Linked DNA regions of Homo sapiens: regions 1 and 3 are each linked to region 2. A link is a contact called in ENCODE Hi-C or POLR2A ChIA-PET data. All regions are on one chromosome and are shown on one strand. Each heading gives the region's core, a stretch centred on a gene start or an enhancer-like site at or near the end of the contact. The rest is flanking DNA. Distances are from core to core; before and after follow the strand shown. Region 1 overlaps PPP3CA (protein phosphatase 3 catalytic subunit alpha). Region 2 overlaps PPP3CA (protein phosphatase 3 catalytic subunit alpha). Region 3 overlaps PPP3CA (protein phosphatase 3 catalytic subunit alpha).

Region 1 (2,893 bases), core at 321-2,820, 54 kb after region 2:
CGTTTATAACATAGATGTTTTGGAGCTCCTGCCCACCCAGATTTTTTTTTTAATAAAACATCTATTAAACCAGAATTATAGTTGGGAAATACTGCCGTATACATAAATGTTCTTGGAAAAGCCCAGTAGTTTAATTGCTGCTTTGAGCCTTCCACTAAAGACACATTATACTCATAATAAAATTCTCCTATTTGCCCATGATAATGAATAAAATTCTTGTTTAGACAACCACCTTTAGGCCGTCTTTTTTGTTCTTTTTTTCCCCCTTCAACTTTTAAATTTAGGGGTACATGTGCAGGATGCATAGGTTTGTTACGTAGGTAAACGTGTGCCATGGTGGTTTGCTGCACAGATCATCCCATCACCTAGGTATTAAGCCCAGGGTCCATTAGCTATTCTACCTGATGCTCTCCCTCCCCTAACACCCTCCTTGACAAGCCCCGATGTGTGTTGTTCCCGCACATTTAACCATGTGTTCTCATCATTCAGTTCCTACTTTATAAATGAGAACATGGCCTATTTGGTTTTCTGTTCCTGTGTTAGTTTGCTGAGGATAATGGCTTCCAACTCAAACCATGTTCCTGCAAAGGACATGGTCTCACTGTTGAGGCTATCTTTGTCAGTTGCCAGATAAGTTCCATCCTGTTAGACCAATTAGATGGTATAAGCATTTACTTAATACTTAGGGCTTTTGTGATATATATGCCAAATGAGAGTTTTCAAGTATACCCCAAAATGCAGGCATGTCGAATAAAAGAAATCCTGTGGGAATTCACTGAAATAGAATAATGACAAATAATTAAGAATATATAAGTTAAACAAATTTGAATTCATACTTCACACCAGTATTGCACAAAGCACTTTTGCAAGTGTGGTCTCAGTTAATCCTTTCAGTAGCTTCTTTAGTAGGTATTACTTACTGTCTCCATTCTACAGGTGATGAAACTGGTTTCTTAAAAATTTTCTCAAGGACACACAGCTATTAAGGCTATTATGTGAAGATAGGCAATTAGATAAATCAAAACTAATAACCATGACAGTTTGTTGCATGTAGAGCTCAGTTTCTGCTCTGTGTTGCTGGAAATTCTCAGCAGCAGGTTAACTAACATGCTTTTTAAAGAGTAAAGGCAGAGGAGGCACATTTTAAACAAAATCACAGGCCAGTCTGAGAGGGAACAGCTAGCTTTGATGGAAGTATTTATTTTGTGTAGAACCCAAGCTCAGTGTTCATACGTGGAAATAACTTTGAGGGACTCATTTATCTCTGGATCAACTCATCAAAAATTAAATTAAAACAAAAAATATGTACCTTTTACAAGCTGAATACTGAACCAGTTGTTCCTTGTAACATTTTGGTCTCTTTTAAGGCTGGGAGCAATTAAATTAAGCAGGCAGAAGAGCCAGATAAGATATTCAAGGAGCAAACTGTGCTTGCAGAATAAACATTATTGCATTTAGAAAATTATGTGGTGAGATGTGAATCATATACCAGTAAATCACTAGACAAATGTTTTTTTAAGGCTTTCTATGTCCATCACTCTGGGTAGGGAATAGTGAACTCAAAAGTAAAGAGCATGATTCAGGGAAATCTGGAGAACTGGATGTGTACTTTGGGTTCTTCCCTTAATTACCTTTGGATCATTGGATGAGTCACTTATCTACAGGGAGGGGATAGCAAGGGTTAAAAGCACAGCCCCAAAGCAGGGGCCTGATGTGAGCCCTGGCTTCCCCTGCTTATTTGCTGTGCGATCTTGGCAAAGTCATTTCATTTCTCTGTGCCTGGGTTTTGGAATATAAAAAGTAGAATAATAGTACCCAAATCACAAGACTGTTGTGAAAATTCAGTGAAGTAAATCTGCGTAAGAATTGACTACATCTCAGATACTGTTCTAAACAATTTATATGTATATATTTACTTAACATTTTATCATTTCATTGTTATTATAATTACTACTCTTACTCTCTTTGAGCCTGTTTCTTCAACTAGAAAATTAGAACATGAAATTGGATGATATTTAAGAACATAACTACAGATGTGTAAACTTTTTTTGAACTTTGCAGAGAACTTGTCTAATGATTTGTAGGCCGCCTTGTAAGAGTAAAAATTAATACTGGCAGCGAATGTTTTATATTTTAAAGACAAAGAAATAAACACAAACCAACTAAAGAATGCTGTATTTTGGTAATCAAAATATATTTTTATGAAGTATTTAGTACCAAGGTTGTGGTGGATTTGGATGGAGAGCAAGCTTTGTGTGTTTTGAGAAGTTGTGCTATTTGAATAGGGATGATTAGGATGTGTGGCCAAGGAGGTAAAACAAGGTAGTTGTTAATCATAAGGAATACTTATGAAATTTGTGTTGTGCCAGTAATGGGCCAAGCACCTTACAAATATTAGTTTGTTTAATCTTCAATGGTCCAAGCACTTTACAAATATTAGTTTGTTTAATCTTCAGCTATAGCATAGAACAATTAAATAATGTGCTCAAGATGGTACGGTTTACCTAGGCAGTCTGGCTTCTGAGTTCATACTTTTAACTCCTTCACCTTACTGTCTCTGAAAAGCTTGAAGAAATGTTTGAAATTCCCTGGAATACTTGGGGTACTGAGTAATTGATTATAGCCGGACCATAGAGTTTGAGGATCAGGTGGATTAAGGTGAGATAATCCTGGGAACTTGGAGAAATAGTCTGGTCATTATCATAATAATCCAGACGGGGTAACTGAGGAACCAGACTAGATGGTTACTATGGTAATGGTGAGGAAAGCTTGGTGGAGTGGACCTTAGCCTCTTTGGGTCACAGACTCTTTTGAGAATCTATTAAATTATGGCCTTTCTTCTCAGAAATTTGTGCAACACATAAAATTGCGATGAAATTTCAACAATCTCCTA
Region 2 (2,886 bases), core at 24-2,523:
ACTTTCTCCTTTTATACCCAGAGATACTACTGGAAAGATACTGTTCTCTTAATTTTCTTTAGTGAATGTGTTTGTGTTTGCTACACATAGCCCCTAATTTTAAATTTCACTTTCACTAGTTGAACTCAGGTTCAATTGCTAGACCTGTATGGACTGGTCTAGTATGGACTGTACTCTTGTTTCTCATCCAGTCATCTCTGAGTCTGTCAATGTAAAGAAATTTCTTCATGTTTATCCCAACCTTGATATTTCCTTGAGATTTCATTAGGCCATCTTTAATTATAGGTTTTTAATTTTGTTTTTAATGGACAGTTGATATAGACTGAATAACACTGTGATTTTAAATGAGAAAGATTAATCACGCTATATAATACTGTAACTGATTTTTATAATGTAGTAGTAACCATTCTTATAATTTAGTAGTAAACATAGCTAGGGCCATATCTAAATTTAATAACTTGATTGAAAAATGCATTCACTTAATAATCCTATTTATTTTTTGTACCTATGATGTAAATACTTATGATGTAAGATATAAATAGTAAATGTATAGAGCTGTATGCAACTTTTATTCTCTTTATTTTCTTCTGTTAGTAATTTACTGGCTTTACATATTTTGACAGAGTTAAAAGAATAAGAATATGGGAACTGATGTAAGAAAATACAGAGTTTTCATGAAAAGTAGAGGAAATAGGTGAGGTAAGAAATAGTGAAAACAGTCTGGAATTATTAATTATTATTATATCTAAGTCACTTGGTAAGAAAGTAAATAAACCTGTTGAGGTATAAATTATTTTACTTCCTCTTTGTGTATGTAAAGGTAGTTCTATATATAAAGGTGATTCATCCACAGGCAGTAACATGTAAATTCCATAATCCCTCTGTATGCTATCACAAATACATTAAAGAAACACTTTTTTTTTCTAGGTAGAGCATGTGAGCTGCATTATCTTAAAGACGTTTATGTTGCTTTCTATGTTTATTCCCCTCTATTACATGACCAGGTCTTTCTCTACTTTGTAAGTGAATGACCAGTGGAGTTTCTTAGATGGTTTAATTTTGTTATTTTGGGATCAGGGTAAATGAGTTATGTTTGTTTTGAAGCAGTGTTTGTATATCTGTTGTTTATCTTGTGTGGTTTTTATTTGGGTTATCATTTGACTTTGGAATTTAGCCACTCCTTACCTTTCATTCATCTTCTCCTTCAAAATGCTGACACAAGCAGAGAAGTGAATGAACAAAAACTCACTGTTTGTATTTATTCATGTTTCCAAGTGATTCATGTTTAGTTATCCTTTCCTTGAATCACCATTCATTAAAAGTGGTTTGGTCTTCTTTATGCCTATCTTCTCTGTTTGTGATAATCTTTCTATTCTTTGGGATTCAGGTCAATTTACTAAGAAAAACTCATGATTAAATATCTTGAAGAAAGCAGACATGGGCTGGGTGCTATGGCACACACCTGTAATCCCAGCAGTTTGGGAGGCTGAGGTGGAAAGATTACTTGAGCCCAGGAGTTTCAGACTGGCCTGGGCAACAGAGCAAGACCCTGTCTCTACAAATAAATAAAAAAAATAAATAAAAGAGTAGCTGGCTCCCAGCTACTCAGGAGGCTGAGGCAGGAGGATCGCTTAAGCCCAGGAGGTCAAGGCTGCAGTGAGCCCTGTTTGCACCACTACTGCAGCCTGGGTGACAGAGGGAGACTCTGGAAAACAGGCTCTATTGCATTATTTCATATGGCTAACAAATTATAACCTACAATACAACAAAATTCAGCCAAATTCTTATGGATATAGTGGTAATATAAATTTTTGGTTTCTCTCCTGAATTGTTTTTCTTTTAATCGTCTAGACCAGAGCTGAAGGCTACTTCCCCCTCAGAGAGAATTGTTTGGCCTAAAAGAGATTTAAACAGTTTGTATTAGTTTCCATCATAGGGGATTCAGAAGATAAAATCTGACTTTTCCCTGCTACCTCCTTTAATAAGGGCATATATCACCAGAACTCTACCTTGCCTCCTCTATCCTGTCTTCCCTCATACATGCTATGTTTACTTTGCCTCCCCTGGCTCCTATAGGCATTTGAGTTTGTTGTCTTTTCTTGAATGATTAAATGAGATATTTGCTTAGTGATTATTTGAACTTAATAAACCATTGTGAGAAATTGAAGGTCACTGTGCAACTGGGCTTTTAGAATCTGGATTTACACTGAGACTGAGGGACAAAGATCTGCACAACAAACTGAATTTTATGTGCATTTGTACATTTTGCATTTTTCTGTATGTTAAATAGTAATTGCTTGCTGGTCTCAAAAAACTGATTCATGAAGAATGTTTTCAAAGGAAATGTTTTTCCTTCCTTCTTTTATTTTAATTTTTTCTTTTTGTTAACTTTCTTTTTCTTGCCCTGTCTTAAGGTGCTGATTTTTCCTGCCTTCGTATGCCTTAGAAGTCATTTCAGTTTTCATATTAAACTAAAGATTAAAAAAAGACTCAATTCCTATTAAAATTAAAAAGTCAAAAAATTCAAATGCAACTGTGAGCTACAGTGACTTCTCATTTACTAATAAAGTGCTGGGTCATAAAAAATAAATAAAAAGGAAGGACAGACAACAGAAACAGTTCCTGCCTTGGGGGAAAAAGACATGGGGGAAAAAGATATGAAAATGATTCATGCCTTATTTCATTTATTTGATGTAAATGAAGAACTTTATGTGAAGACATATTACTTTTTATGTCTATTTTGAAATCTAGACATAGACTTCGATATTGGGGTCAAATTGCTAATTTAAGTACTGTGAGAATCAGTGTACTAAGCTAATCTTGTGAAAAGATGGTTTTGGATGGAGACTCTTCCCAGTAATTATTACGGAGTTAAGGCACCCTTTT
Region 3 (2,700 bases), core at 178-2,677, 33 kb after region 2:
TTAATCATGTTGTTTTATTTTTATTTCATTTTATCTTTTTTTGTGACTTTCAGTATCACACATAGAGGCCAGTTACCTTGATAATAGAAAATGAAAAGTAAACATTATAGGCTGAATTCCTTATAGAAGTGAATTATCAAAACCATTTTAAGGTTTATTTACATTTTCCTTTAAAAATGCGAACAAAATAAACATTATCCTGAACTGCTACAAGAAACCAAATTGTTAAATGCATTTATTCTCTCTTTAAAATGTTAATGACTTAGTTTCACTGTTGTGTAAAGAGTAATTGAAGATCTAAGTTTCAGCTTGCTATGTCAAAGAGCGAGCAGTTGGTTCCATTTGCCCTGGACTTTTGTGGATTTAGCACTAAAAGCCCTGCATCCAGGGAAACTTTCTCCTTAGTCCCAGGTAAAGTGTAAAGTAGGATGGTTGGCCACTCTAATGTCAAGCTGAAAATTCTTCTTACTAGTACACTCTTCCAATCATGTGTCTAGACAGCTATTCTTTGTATCTGTACATTTTCAAATTCTTTCTAATATGAAGTTTTCAGAAATTAATTTGTTTTATACTTTAGGTGTAGTGTCTTATAGTTTTCCTATGAGTTAGGTGGCTTTTCCTTTGAAAATGGTTACAGATTAAAAAACAAAGTAAAGCAAAATCTCATTTGTATAGTTCATATTTAGATAATTAATTTGGGTAGATAGCAGCCTAATATGTAGAAATGAAGAAGTTATTTTAATAAATACTAGTAAATCTGTATGGTGTTTTTCATTTATTACTGATAATTTCTTTTTCTGTTGTTAGAATACCAGAATATAGACCATTAAAAATGGAAAAACATCAGTTTTAAAAATTGACATTTTCAGAATAAAAGAACAAAAAATAATAATAGTATGTTTTTATTTAAGGTCATGAAACTAATTTAAAACTCAAGAGTGTTAGGAAGGAGGTTTTATATAGAAATGGAAATGCAAAGAGATATTCCTTTTTTCTACAAAGCTGATCTGTGGTATGACCATAAGCTAATTGAAAAGAAAGCATGTAAAATTAAACTCATAAGTGTTTGGTTTCCATGTGGTCAGTCATAAGGTATTGAGACCAAAACCTGACTCATGTATGAAGGAACTAAAGGTGGTCAGGTTCAAGGCCTTCCAACTAGAGATAAAGCATTTATTTCTATTGCATATACTCTTGCTGATTTTATTTTGTCTCTTAGCATTGTCACTTTGTGTGAAGTAGCTACAATTTTTTTTTGAAGAAAATAATTCCAACTTTGCCCAGTGGCCAAAAATTATACTTTAACTCCTGACAGACTATATAAAAAAATGTGTGCCTCTGGTCCCAGGAGGAACCAAATGGCTCAGTCAGCACAATTCATCATTACTACTGGCAAAAATAACTCAGCATGCCTGCGCTGCTTGGTGGTGAGTCAGTGGCATCATATTCATATACTGACAGCAATTTTTTTCTTTTTAGGAATTACCCTCTGTATCCTGAGCCAAAACACAGAGCAGTAAGATTAAATTAGGTATCAGTGTTTTAAAGAGCAAAGGCTGATGTTATTTTAAATTATTAATTCATTTTAAAAGGTCAAGTAGGGTTTAGGTGCTGAGGTGATGACAGAGGTCAATTTGATGATGGTCTTGATCTTGGGGAGCTTATATCTTATAGAAAATATGAGATGTACTTAGGTAATATTTTCAGCACAGAATGCTGAGTTACTGGTAATATTCAGTGGGAGTTCACAGGGAGGAATGAGAATGAATACTTATGATTGGGAGGGTTTGTTTTATTTATTCAGCAGTTTGAATACTACTGTGTTTTAATAGGAATTTTTAACAAGGAGATTTAATTGTAGCTCTGACTGATCCAATAGTCCAGCAGAAATTTACTGAACAATCAGAATAAGTGAGATATTTAAATGAATAAGAAATCACTAACATACATTTTGTTTCATAAGTTAGTCATGATCCCATGGAGGGACACAGACAAATATCAAGTATTTGCAGCAAGATATGTGTTATAATGCATTTGTAAAGGATACAATTTCTTTCTTATGGTATATATTTGCCTTAAGCATTTATATGTATTTTTTTCATCAAAGCCTTCTATAGTCACTTTCGTTCAAATTGGAAAATGCCCACCACATTCTCTCATTACAAAAGCTAGTCTTCATTTGTCAAATCAATAAGTCAAATGAGACTTAACTTGAGTAAGAAAAAGTATGACTTCCTTTTTCAGTTTAAATAAACTAACTATACCTCCTTCCCTAGCATCTCATTTCTGATTCCTAATTCTAAGATAAATGGACTCATTGATAAATAGTCTGACTTACAGATAAAATCATGGAGTCTGTTCTCTAGTTAGCGGCCTGATAAACTAAAAACTGCTGCCTTCCCCATTTCTTGCTTTGCTCTTACAGAATTCTCCCCCTAGAGGAAAGCTCTCAGTTGTCTCCAGTTGCTTGGTGCTCAGGAGTTTTTAAGCCCTGGCCAGTGCATCATTGTAAGATTTGTAACCTGGAGAAGATCATTTGTGAAAGAGCAAGTGGAGGTGGGAAAGAAGAGTGGTCAAAAAGAGCATTCTGAAGGAGGTAGTTGTAGGAAAGAGGAGAATTGAAAATCGTGGATCTGGAAATTGATTCCTGTGAAATCATCCATACCCATGTGTACCCTGGAATGACTTTGCATTTTGAAA

Evidence for each region. Hi-C counts contacts between places; a loop is a spot of excess contacts on that map. ChIA-PET counts read pairs that join two places held with the same protein, here RNA polymerase II (POLR2A). Pooled maps may share reads with other maps.
Region 1: a map of head of caudate nucleus shows a loop between it and region 2 (2.0-fold over the local background). The contact joins two enhancer-like sites. A Hi-C loop is called at or near these places in 4 of 168 maps with a recorded cell type or tissue (Calu3, endothelial cell of hepatic sinusoid, endothelial cell of umbilical vein and 1 more) and 2 of 50 pooled maps. POLR2A ChIA-PET finds 5 or more read pairs at or near these places in 3 of 52 experiments (OCI-LY7, Panc1 and T-cell).
Region 3: a loop to region 2 is called in a map of B cell, with 1.8 times the contacts of the local background. The contact joins two enhancer-like sites. A Hi-C loop is called at or near these places in 3 of 168 maps with a recorded cell type or tissue (B cell, Calu3 and endothelial cell of hepatic sinusoid), 2 of 37 single-sample maps with no recorded cell type and 1 of 50 pooled maps. POLR2A ChIA-PET finds 5 or more read pairs at or near these places in 3 of 52 experiments (BJ, activated T-cell and naive thymus-derived CD4-positive, alpha-beta T cell).

What each region holds. Positions count from the first base shown.
Region 1 is chr4:101,210,000-101,212,892 of GRCh38, reverse strand. All of the region lies in intron 1 of PPP3CA (protein phosphatase 3 catalytic subunit alpha), which reads left to right. Among named protein-coding and RNA genes, the nearest start is that of MIR8066, 29 kb to the left of the region's middle. Within about 2 kb of position 1,570, at least 2 of the 41 ENCODE cell types and tissues checked have a DNase peak (open chromatin) inside an H3K27ac peak, as active enhancers do.
Region 2 is chr4:101,263,963-101,266,848 of GRCh38, reverse strand. All of the region lies in intron 1 of PPP3CA (protein phosphatase 3 catalytic subunit alpha), which reads left to right. Among named protein-coding and RNA genes, the nearest start is that of MIR8066, 25 kb to the right of the region's middle. Within about 2 kb of position 1,273, at least 2 of the 41 ENCODE cell types and tissues checked have a DNase peak (open chromatin) inside an H3K27ac peak, as active enhancers do.
Region 3 is chr4:101,230,983-101,233,682 of GRCh38, reverse strand. The region is part of intron 1 of PPP3CA (protein phosphatase 3 catalytic subunit alpha); the gene reads left to right. Among named protein-coding and RNA genes, the nearest start is that of MIR8066, 8.5 kb to the left of the region's middle. Within about 2 kb of position 1,427, at least 2 of the 41 ENCODE cell types and tissues checked have a DNase peak (open chromatin) inside an H3K27ac peak, as active enhancers do.